Linked DNA regions of Homo sapiens: region 1 is linked to region 2. Evidence: chromatin contacts called from ENCODE Hi-C or POLR2A ChIA-PET data. All regions are on one chromosome and are shown on one strand. The core of a region is the stretch at or near the end of the contact, and the rest is flanking DNA. Distances in the headings are between cores, read along the strand shown. Region 1 overlaps VWA3B (von Willebrand factor A domain containing 3B). Region 2 has its middle 30 kb from the start of ZAP70.

What was found. A loop is a pair of places that touch in the nucleus more often than their neighbours do. ChIA-PET counts read pairs that join two places held with the same protein, here RNA polymerase II (POLR2A). Pooled maps may share reads with other maps.
Region 1: a map with no recorded cell type shows a loop between it and region 2 (3-fold over the local background). The contact joins two enhancer-like sites. A Hi-C loop is called at or near these places in 4 of 168 maps with a recorded cell type or tissue (Caco-2, GM12878, HepG2 and 1 more), 11 of 37 single-sample maps with no recorded cell type and 12 of 50 pooled maps. POLR2A ChIA-PET finds 5 or more read pairs at or near these places in 1 of 52 experiments (OCI-LY7).

What each region holds. Positions count from the first base shown.
Region 1 is chr2:98,279,048-98,284,274 of GRCh38, forward strand. All of the region lies in intron 22 of VWA3B (von Willebrand factor A domain containing 3B), which reads left to right. Among named protein-coding and RNA genes, the nearest start is that of CNGA3, 65 kb to the right of the region's middle. RefSeq lists an enhancer at 1,154-1,654. Within about 2 kb of position 1,826, at least 3 of the 41 ENCODE cell types and tissues checked have a DNase peak (open chromatin) inside an H3K27ac peak, as active enhancers do.
Region 2 is chr2:97,740,542-97,746,328 of GRCh38, forward strand. It overlaps a transcript of ZAP70 not described here. Among named protein-coding and RNA genes, the nearest start is that of ZAP70, 30 kb to the left of the region's middle. RefSeq lists a silencer at 5,100-5,209. Within about 2 kb of position 1,895, at least 5 of the 41 ENCODE cell types and tissues checked have a DNase peak (open chromatin) inside an H3K27ac peak, as active enhancers do.

The DNA of each region.
Region 1 (5,227 bases), core at 576-3,075, 540 kb after region 2:
TGTGGCCAGAGTGAAGCTGAAATCCCAGAGGCAGTGAGAGGATGACAAAGAGAAAATGAAGCCCTTCATTACTGTGCCACGTTTATCTAGGGGTTAGATGGGGCTTTAAGGAGAGAATCCTGCTCAGAAACACCAGTCACTGGAGGAAACTGAAAGAAGGGGGAAAATATCCCCAAACTCTATTTTCTAAGAAGTCTTCTGTCTCATGTCCTGATGTTCAGGAATGGGAAGGTGGGTGTCAACTCTGGGGATCCCTGAGGTGACAAAAACTTAGAACCAGGCTGTCTTTTCATTCTGAAGCTAAAGGCACCCTCCTCGCTGGAGATTCGGCTGGGCAGATGCCAGCACTCTCCTGCCTCTACATTTGTCTTTGTTCCCAACCATGAATTCTACCCAAGCACCCTAAACAGATCTGGGGACAGATTTGCCCTCCCTGTCTGGAGGAAGAAAACGGAGTGTAGAGGGCTTAGCAGGGGCCACTCAGGAAGCAGAATCCAATTCATTCAGCACAAGTGAAGAAACGTTAATGAAGGAACTCTTTGCAGAAGTGAAGGTCAGTCTAAGGCAGTCCGTGGGATATTGCAGGACCCCAGGACAAGCAATAGCAGGAAGCTGTTATCATCCCCAGACTTAAAGGGGCAAGGGAAGGAAAGCGTGTTCCTGGAGCCCTAGAGAGAAAGAGCAGGGAGTGGGCAGGACACCAATACCCCGGCTTCCTCCTGCCTTCTGAGCTTGGCGCGTGCCTCAAGACAGCAAAAATTAGGGAGATAGGGTGGTGTGTTCCCTGGGGGCCAGCCTCTGGGGGTACAGAGCAGGGCAAGGAAGGGCAGAGAGCAAGGGGGATGCGTGAGTGGGGGCGGAATAGCCAGCCCAGAGGAGTGGATGTCTTGAAAAGTTTTCTTAAAGACTCAGAATTCATTTGCACACCAGTCTCGTGTGAGATGTTTGTGTAAAGTAGGTGGCTGGTAGTGGTTCATACGTCAAGGCAGTGCCACGAAAGTGGCTCCCAAGTGTGGCTTTTGTTCATCTCCGGAGTAGCGGGAAATGAATAACTGTATCAGGAACGCGAAATTACAAATCCCAAGCTTTGGTGATTTCCAGATATAAATATGTAACACACTTCAAATTTTTCTCTCTTTGTTTGTTTGTGTGTTTTTTCCTAAAAGAGCAATAAGGGAATATTTCCTGAGATGACGTTGCAGGTTTACTTTCAAGATAGGGAAATAGTTTTGGATTTTTTTGTTTTTCTGTTTGGAATATAGTATATGTTTATTAGATTCCTTTGCTGCCACAAAGAAAAGAAAGAGAGAGAGAGAAAAAAAACACACAAGTTTATTTTCAGCAAAGCTTTGAGGTAGCTATTTGTTAATGTTTGACTGGAGGTTTTGCTTTCAGGGTGATTAACTGTTCTCCACACCCCGGTGCTGCCCTGGGGTCAGGGAGGGGAAGGAATGTTTCCTGGTTCGGGGATCTGTCTGTGGAAGTGTTTCTTGTGCCTCTTAGCCATTCGCACGGCACAAAGCGCTACCAGCTGGGATGAGGCTGAGGCCAGACCGCTCACCAGGCCTGTGCCGGGCTCAGGAAGCAGCGCCTGGAGAGGGAGGTGGAAACTGCACTGGGGTTTTGGGATGCGTGTTACTGGCTGTGTGTTTTCACGAGTTATGCTATGCCCTGGGGAGGCGGGGGAAAACCTCACAAAGCACTCCTCTACATCCCTTTGGTTTTTAAGGCAAGGCTAAGTGCCTAAGACTACTGGAAAGGAAGGGGATCAAAACCCCCTTAAGCCTTGGCCGGCCAGGCAGCACTGCCAGCTTTCCCTTGAGCCCCCGCCCAGATGTGCCGTACTTGATAGCAGCTCACAAGAAGACCTTGCTGCTTCTTCAGGGCTCATGCAGGAAATTCCACTTAGAGCTTCACTTCTTTAGCACAATATTTGCCTTCTGTTAAAGTGCAAATGCCCTGGGAAGGAAGGCACTAATTCGTTTGCCATGGGCCACTCGCTCCCCGCCCCGGAGATGCTGGGCAGGAGTTTGCCACTCCTGATTTCTATTTTCCTGTAAGCTCTTTTCTCATTCTCTCTCCAGTCCATTTTTCAAAGGGATGCAGAGTCTGGATACTTTCTGGGTGGATGAAATCCCTCTAAATCTAAATGAGCGGGGAGAGAGTGAGTTCCCAAACGCTTCAGGTTAGCCCTGTCCTGTTCACCAAGGTTTTAAAGGGAGTTGAATTATTCACAGAGACAGTTTGCAAATGTCCCGGTCTTTTAATTAAGTGTCCTAGAAAGGGGAAAGGTCAGCACCTGTCTGAACCTACACACATTCCTTTGATTAGAGCAGTGACAGACTTTACATGGCCTTAAGGACAAACGTGGACAAAGAAGCATGTTGGAGCTGCTGTTACGACAATTAGGGGATTGTATATGCTGGAGTTCAATGATTTAGGGCAGGAAAAGTATTTAGTAGTGGGTGTTTTTAACAAGATTTTGAGCCAAAGATTAGTTCTAGTTAATTTGTAGAAATGTGTTCTGTACCTAGTGTAGAAGTATGCTGCTTGTTACATGGAAAATTTTAAAGCATCAAACCTTTAGTCATTTCACTATCTCCACCACCATGTCCAAGAGCATGACCTTGAAATTAAGTCACGAAATGAAAAGAGGGTCACACCATTTGGGGCCCTCGTCCATATCACCGAGATTGAATCTGACAAGGAGGTGAATTGGATTATCTGAATTTTGTAGACAAGGCTAAATCAAATTACTTAGCACACAGCATCCCTCCTGCTGGTGTCATTGCTCGTGGGACTTCCTCACTGAAACTGGTGGGCGGCTATTCTTGTGTGCCTGAGTCTAAACATATGTTGGCTTATTTGTTTGAGAGCTAGCCTTTCCTGCTGTCTCTCTATTCCCTCTGACTTTCATCACCCATGGGTTTCTTTTTAGACCTCGGTAGTTTGCATGTATTTTGTGTGCATGTATAGGCGAGGTATGGCAGAAAAGAAATGGAGTTGGGAGACGTTCTTTGACGTTAACTGTACGGCACCCCGAAGTCTTTGGCAAAATTCAAAACCAGCAGGATGTCATCTTTCTGGAACAAAGTTGTCAATATTCTGGCTGAAGGGATGGCACCTCTAGCTGCCCTGGGGAGATGTCTTTTCATCCTGGGAAGCCTATGTTCTGTTTCTGTGGGATGAACCATTATACTGAAGCTGGCCATTGTGCTTCATCTGTGGTATAGTTCAACTGACTGTGCCATGATGCAAATGAATCATCATGTAGGCCATGGTGAATAATTCCTTCCATAAAGTCCCATGCTGTGGAATCAACCAGAAATGAATTCTTGCCAATAGTAATAACAGTTGGAAACAAAGCAGAGTAAACATGAATTACTTTTTTTTTTTTTTTTTTTTTTTGAGACAAAGTCTCACTCTATCACCCAGGCTGGAGTGCAGTGGTATGATCTCGGCTCACTGCAACTTCCGCCTTCCAGGTTTAAGTAATTCTTGTGCCTCGCCTCCTGAGTAGCTGGGATTACAGGCGCACGGCACCACACCCAGCTAATTTTTGTGTTTTTTTAGTAGAGACAGGGTTTTGCCATGTTGGCCAGGCTGGTCTCAAACTCCTGGCCTCAAGGGATTCACCCGCCTCAGCCACCAAAAGTGCTGGGATTACAAGTGTGAGTCACCGTTCACAGCCAACATGAATTACTTTTACAATGTTCTTTAGTATCTGTCCTTGTCCTTTCCAGTGAACTTACAGGCGTATGAATGACTTGAAGGGGAGTGATACTTGTAACCATTTAGAAAGACATTTTCTTAGGCGTCATTTGCAGTGCTAAGAATGAATGCCATAGCATTGCTACCATTCACTGTCACCCAGGCAGGGGGAAGCTCTTCACAGAGTGAATGGCTATTCTCTATCAGAAGAATTGGGAAGTGAGTGATAACTATAGAAAAAAAGAGTTATCTGATTATTTTAGGCAACTCACCTCCCAGATTTATACCTTTAAACCCATTCTGAAAATGTAGAAAGCAATCTCCTCGGTTAGCTTCTGGCTAAGAAATTGAGAGAATCAATATTTGGAATCTAGAGACGAAAGAGGGCTAGTTAAATAAATTACGTGACTCTACTCATTCAGAATTTTAAAAAGGAACTTTAAATGTATCTAGGCATAGGTTCTAAGAAATGACTTCTCATACTAATGAAATCTAAGAGGGAGAAATGCCTTCCCAGAATCGATGTGGACATCTTTACGGAATCAGGTTTTTATTCGTCTGGAGACAGAGAGACTGTCTCGTGGTCTCAGTGACCAAAGTATCCTCCCAGCCAGCTGGTCTTTGACATGAACACTGGTGACCTGAAGCAAGGTGGCTTTTCCGTAAAGGCTTTAAACTTTATGGAAAAGTGAGGTTTTTAAGTAACAGTTGATTTAGCATGGCAGGCTCCAGATTCTGAAGACTCTAAATTCTATCCATTATTAGAACACTTTACACAGTCTTCCATTGAAGAAATGACTGTAGGAAGCTGTGCTTGGGCATCCCACTGGAGTATGAAGATGGAAAAACTGTGCTACTCATGTTCTCAGTTGTGGCTGGTGCATTTCTCTCATCTTGTGGGAACTGCCAGCAAGGGTAGCAGGCTTGCATCCTGGCCTTATACATACATCCTAACAGTTTCTCCAAGAGTGTAGATTAGCCCCTCCTAAACAGAAATAGGGAACTAGGAAGTGGTAGAGATTATTTAGTTTGTTGCCTTACTTTGCATATGCAGAAACTGAGGCCCAAGAAGGCTGAGCAATTGCCCAAAGTCCCATAGCCAGGTGGGCAGCACCCAATCCTGTTTCTCCTGCCTCCTAGTCCAGCTCCTTCCTCTGAGGTCATTTCAAGCCACAGTAGGCCATTTTGAACCTTGCATTAGAAAGAATGCTTAGGTTTCTCCTCTGGGTGAAAGCTCAGGAATAAGCAGGTGACATTCACCACCCACCAGTGATGGTGAATTCTCTTTGATGTACTGATTGCCTCAGCAAATGTGCAAGTTCCACAAGTAGGGAGGGACCCAAGCAAAGTTTGGCTAAATGTGAGCATCGTAAACAAAAGAATATAGTTCACCATCCATTTTTGTCCGTGGCTGCAGAGGCTACAAGCAACGCAGGTCTGAAGATTTCCCACAGTCCCTGTAAGAGACCTTAACCCCTCAGCTTATTTATTCTCCACTTCTGAGGACGTGGCTCTT
Region 2 (5,787 bases), core at 645-3,144:
ATCATTATTGATGAAAGTAATCTTATTTTATAAGAAGGAGGCATTAAAAAATGGGTGTCAAGTACATTGGGAACGCTAACAGACCCACCAGAGATGTCCGCTGAGGAACCAACGAAAGAGGGTGCAGTTCCGCAGAGCACTCTCCAGGTGGCGATGTTTCCAGAGGCCGAGGCCAGCTGGGGTCAATCCCGCCCTCACTGCCTGCTTCACCTCTGCACGTCTCCTTTTCCGCTAGCAGCACGACCTCAGGCCCTCACCTCCAGGTCCCCATTCCTGTCCCCTGTTGGGGTGATCAGACCCAACACCAGGTCGTGGGGGTGACAAAGTCCGGCAGAGTCAAAGGATTGAGAAAAAGACAGTTTGAGAGATAAAAGTGGGACACCAGGGGGTCATCGCCATCATGGAGGCTGCGAAGACCCTGAGCTCTGGGAGCCCACGGTATTTATTTGTAATCCAACAAAGAAACAGGTGGTGAGAATGTGGCTGTCAAAAGGACACGTTGCATTAAGCACATGATTTACAGCTGTGATGGTTTAGCTTTTCTACGGAACATGTTCTGCTACTTGAGATAATGGGAATACAATCGATCTAGGAGCCTAGGAAGGCTAGAAGCAAGGAGCCAGCAAGTCTAGACACGTTCCAGAGGCCATTATTTCAGTCATGCAAGCCCCATCTCAGTTTCCCTCCCAACACTCAGCTTTTTCCCAACAGTCCCCTGGAAGGTGCTTGCAGGATCTTTTCTCTTGGCGGCTCTGACCAAGCCCCTTCACCCTCCTCCAGGGTTTCCAGCGCCCACGCGGACTCCCCTCTGGGCCTCTGCATTCACCGCTGCCGCTGCCTGGAAAGCTCTCCCCGTCCCCACCGGTGATGTCCCCTAGGAAAGCTCCCCGTCCCCCGGGGTGATGTCCCCTAGGAAAGCTCCCCGTCCCCTCCCGGGTGATGTCCGCTAGGAAAGCTCCCCGTCCCCCCCAGGTGATGTCCCCGAGGAAAGCTCCCCGTTCCCTCCCGGGTGATGTCCGCTAGGAAAGCTCCCCGCCCAGGCTCCCTGGGTATGGAGGAGAGGGGCTGAGGGACGCAGTTTCTGATCACTGCTTGCACACCTCCTGTGATGGGCAGCTCATCCATTACCTCTCAACGCAGCCTGGGCTGGTAAGTGAGTTACAATTCTTAGAAAGGTTTTCCAGCTGCTGACACCAACCTTGACCCCCATTCCCTTTACCGTTCCAAGACCATACAGAGCACACCTCTTCTCCAAATATCTCACTCCTCCTCTATTGATCATGTGCCTATTCCAGACGTGTGTCATGAGGCACACAGGCTCAGGGTGATAACCACTGGCATGGTGGCAGCCCACTGGGCCCTGGAGGTCCAGAGAAGCTCCTGAGCCAGCTGAGAGGGGCCAATCTGGTGGGCTTCCTGTAGGAGGGAACGCCTTAGCTGAGTTCTGAAGGGTGAGTGACATTTGGTTGGGGACCGTAAAGAAAGTATCCCAGGGAGCAGGAATAGTGTGTAGTGGGAGAGAATGTCCTTCTGGAAACAAAGAGAGGTTTTGGCGGGGCTGGAAGGCTGAGTTTGGAAATGGGAAGAAAACGCAAGGCCTGGTGCGGTGATCAAGATGGGAGGTCAGTAACATCCTCTTTGTTTCATATTTCCTGACTCCTTGGCCAGGAAGCAACTAACATCTCCATCTACCAGGTCCACGGCTTCCTAGCATTGGGTTTTACCATTTTAAAAACATTTTTTAATTTTAGATGGGAAAAATATCTTATTGTGTAAATTAAGACAAATTAGCATTTCTCTTGTAAGTGGCGAAGTTGAGCAGTGTTTTCAGATGTGCGCCAGCTTGACAGATGCCACCTCTTGCTGTGAACGTCTCATGGCCTCATGCCCAGCACAGAGCTCGCACCTTCTCAGGCCCCATCCTCTGCTCTGAGCAAAAGGCCAAGGGCGTAGGCTGCCCTGTGGCCACATGGGTGAGGATATGGTGAATCAGTTTCCTGTTCTGCTTCCATTCACCTTTTGTCCCTTCAGGGTTTCAAATTTCTCTCTTCTCTGTTGGAGGCTGGGGTCCCATGTGCCTGTAGCTTTGTCCTTGTCTGAGGTATCTCTGAGCTCAAATTAGAGGGCTGTGAAGCCCCAGGAAGGTATTTGTGGGAGGCAATTCTGATGTGCTGGGTGCCTCGAACACACAACTTCCTGTTTAATTCTCAAAACATCTGCCTGGGGTGGGGACTCTTGAACCCATTTTACAGTTGAGGAAACCAAGGCTCTGAGGACTTGGTTTACAGACCCAACATGCCCACTATCCCAAGGCCAATATGTAAGAGGCAACTCTATTGGCAGCTTTTCTGGGCTTCATTTAACAAACTCCTCTGTAGACATTAAGGTTCTGTTTAATTCATGTTCTAGAGGACAGAGGTTGTTAGCTCTCCATCTTGAGGCAAAACTCTTTGTCCCACCCTGCCCAATCAAGGCATGGAAGCCCTGTTTCTCATCTAGGAAGGGGCTGTGGTGTTCAGCTCAGCACCAACCTTATACTTCAGGGAGAGAAATGGGAAAGAAAAAAAGGGAGAAGAAAGCACATACATTCATCCTCCTCGGAACCAAACTCCTGAGTTAGGCCTTGGTTCTGGCTCCGTGGCTGCCACTAAAATCCCATGTGGCCTTGTTAAATCCCTCCCACCTCTGGCTCTCCACTTCCGCTTCTGTGGAGTTTTTATTCTAGCAATGAAACTTTTCACATATGAGCTCCTGGTTCTTTCTTATATCTGCCTGCTTTTGTCTCATAGTCTCCTGTTCTTTCTTTTCTTTGAGATAAAGTTTTGCTCTTGTTGCCCAGGCTGGAGTGCAATGGCGCGATCTTGGCTCACTGCAATCTCCACGTTCCGGGTTCAAGCGATTCTCCTGCCTCAGCCTCCTGAGTAGCTGGGACTACAGGCACCCGCCACCATGCCCAGCTAATTTTTGTATTTTTAGTAGAGATAGGGTTTCACCATATTGGTCAGGCTGGTCTTGAACTCCTGATCTCAGGTGATCCACCCGCCTCGGCCTCCCAAAGTGTTGAGATTACAGGCATGAGCCACTGCACCCGGCCTCCTGTTCTTGTTTATGGCTGTTATTCCCTTCTTTATCTCTTTGAGTTTTTAATATATTTATTGCAAAATTCTTTTAAGGTTGCACTATTATTCTCTATTTCCTCAGACGTAAATTCTTCCAGTTGGGGAGTTTGTGGAAATTTCATGAAGTGGTTGTGAATCCATTGTCTCTTCAGAATATTTCTTGCATGTGTATCTTGTAAGGGCTGTATATGAGAGCCTGTGCTCTTGGCTTCATACATTAGGGGGCCCTGCATTGGTACTAGCCTCCTAATGGGTAGGTGGTGGGGGGCTTCAACCCTTGTCTCTGGGCATCTCTGCAGTGGTCTCTTGTATACCTGGTATTTTCCTGTCATTGCTAAGTGTTTGAAGAATGGTTTCTATGTGTACTTGGTCTGCCATCTTGAATGAAAGTCCAATTTCACCATCTGTAAACATTTCACAGATGAGGCACCGGAAGTTCAGGGAGGTGGCCTGACTTGCCCCAGTCCACACAGCTAGGAGGGAGAATTTGAACCCAGCGAAACCCTATCCACTCCCCGCTCCTCGGCAGGCCCTGGCCCGGTGCTCCCCTCAGCTCTGACTCATTGCTAGCTCTGCATTCCCTGGACACCTTCTTCCTCAGAGAGCTGGGAGAATGGCCTCTACCCTGTAGACACGCTAAATAAACTCAAAATTTTGTTCTGGTGGACGAAGTGAAAAAAACCAAAACTGGCAGATTAGCTCGGTATAATATGACAAGGCCCTGGACTCTGCAGTCTGGCTGTGAGACCTCAGGGAGGTTACTTAACCTTGGGGAGCTTCAGTCTTCTCATTTGTCACATGGTGATAATAACTGTGTTTACCTTTCTGAGTAGTGATGTGAAGTGAAACAATGCATTAGTTTAGCACTTAGTAGCTGCTTATTAAATATTACTTCCTTCCATGGAGGAAAGCAAACTGGGGATGGGGCCAGGGGAATGTGATAGCTGATCCATCAAATTCCTGAAAGGTTTCATGGGCCAGAGGGAGGAGAGCTTCTCCATGGTCTGAAAAAGAGAACAGAGAATAACAGGGAAGGATCCAGGGAAGGTGACACAGCTGCAAAGTCTGTTCATTGGGGTAAAGAATAATCCCTTCAACAAATGGTACCAGGACAACTTGATTTCCACAAACAAAACAAACAAAAAGTCAGACCTCTATCTCACACATATAAAAAAACTAACTAAAATGGATCAATGACCTAAATATTAAATATAAGAGCCCAAACTGTAAAACTCTTAAGAAAACAAAGAGGTAAATATTTTTGGATTTCGCAGTGGATTCTCAGGTATAACACTCCAAGCACAAGCAATAAAAGAAAAATAGATAAACTGAACTTGATCAATATAAAAATCTTTTACTTTTTGTTTTTAATTTTTATTTGTTTTATTGTTTTTTTGAGACGGAGTCTCGCTCTGTCCCCCAGGCTGGACTGCAGTGGTGCAATCTCGGCTCACTACAATCTCTGCCTCCCGGGCTCAAGCAATCTTCCAGCCTCAGCCTCCTGAGTAGCTGGGATTGCAGGTGTCCATCACCATGACCAGCTAATTTTTGTCTTCTTAGTAGAGATGGGGTTTCACCATGTTGGCCAGGCTGGTCTCGAACTCCTGACCTCAGGTGATCCACCTGCCTTGGCCTCCCAAAGTGCTGGGATTACAGGCATGAGCCACTGTGCCTGGCCAAAAAACCTTTTAATTTTTAAATTAAAGGACATCATCAAAGGGTAGCCCAGAGAATGAGAAAAATGTTAGCAAATCATTTATCTGATAAGGATTTAGTGTTTAGAATGCATAAAGAATTCCTACAATCCAACAACAAAAAAATATCCAACTCAATTAACTGGGCAAAAGACTCGAACAGACATTTCTCCACAGATGCTATACAAATGGTTAACAAACACATGAAATGTGAACTTCATTAATCATAAGAGAAATGAAAATAAAAACCACAGTGACAAGCCACACCTCACACCTCCTAGGATGGCCGTGTGCACACACCGTAACTACGGCTGCTGAGGGTGTGGCGAAATTGGAACCCTCACACACTGTGGGTGGGGATGTGAGATGGTGCAGCCTCTGTGGAAAGCAGTTTGATGTTTCCCTACAAGGCTAAACATGGGCTGACCATCGACCCGGCAGTTCACTTTTAAGTATACACCCCAGTGAATTGAAAACAAGGTCTCAGATAATAGTAAACCAATGTTCACTGCAGCATCATTCACGATAGCCAAAAGGTTGAAACAACCCAAATGTCCATCAAATGATGAATGGATAAACAAAATGAGGTGTATACATTCCATGGAACATTATCCAGCTGATGGAACATTATCCAGCTGAAACAAGAGGGAAACTCTCTTGCCTGCTACAGCATGGAGGAAACTTGAAAATATGCTAGTGAAAGAAGCCAGACACAAAAGGACAAACATCGTATGGTTCCACTTACAGGAAATATCTAGAACAGGCAAATTCATAGAGACGGGAAGCAGATAGAAGTTACCAGGAGCTGGGGGGAGTAGGCAATGAGGAATCATGGATTCACGTTTACAGAGTTTCTGTTGGGAATGATGGAAAAGTTCGGAAATAGATAGGGGTGATGGTTGCACAACACTGTGAATGTAATTGACACTGAATTGTGCACCTAGAAAGTTAAAATGACAAATATTATTAAATAT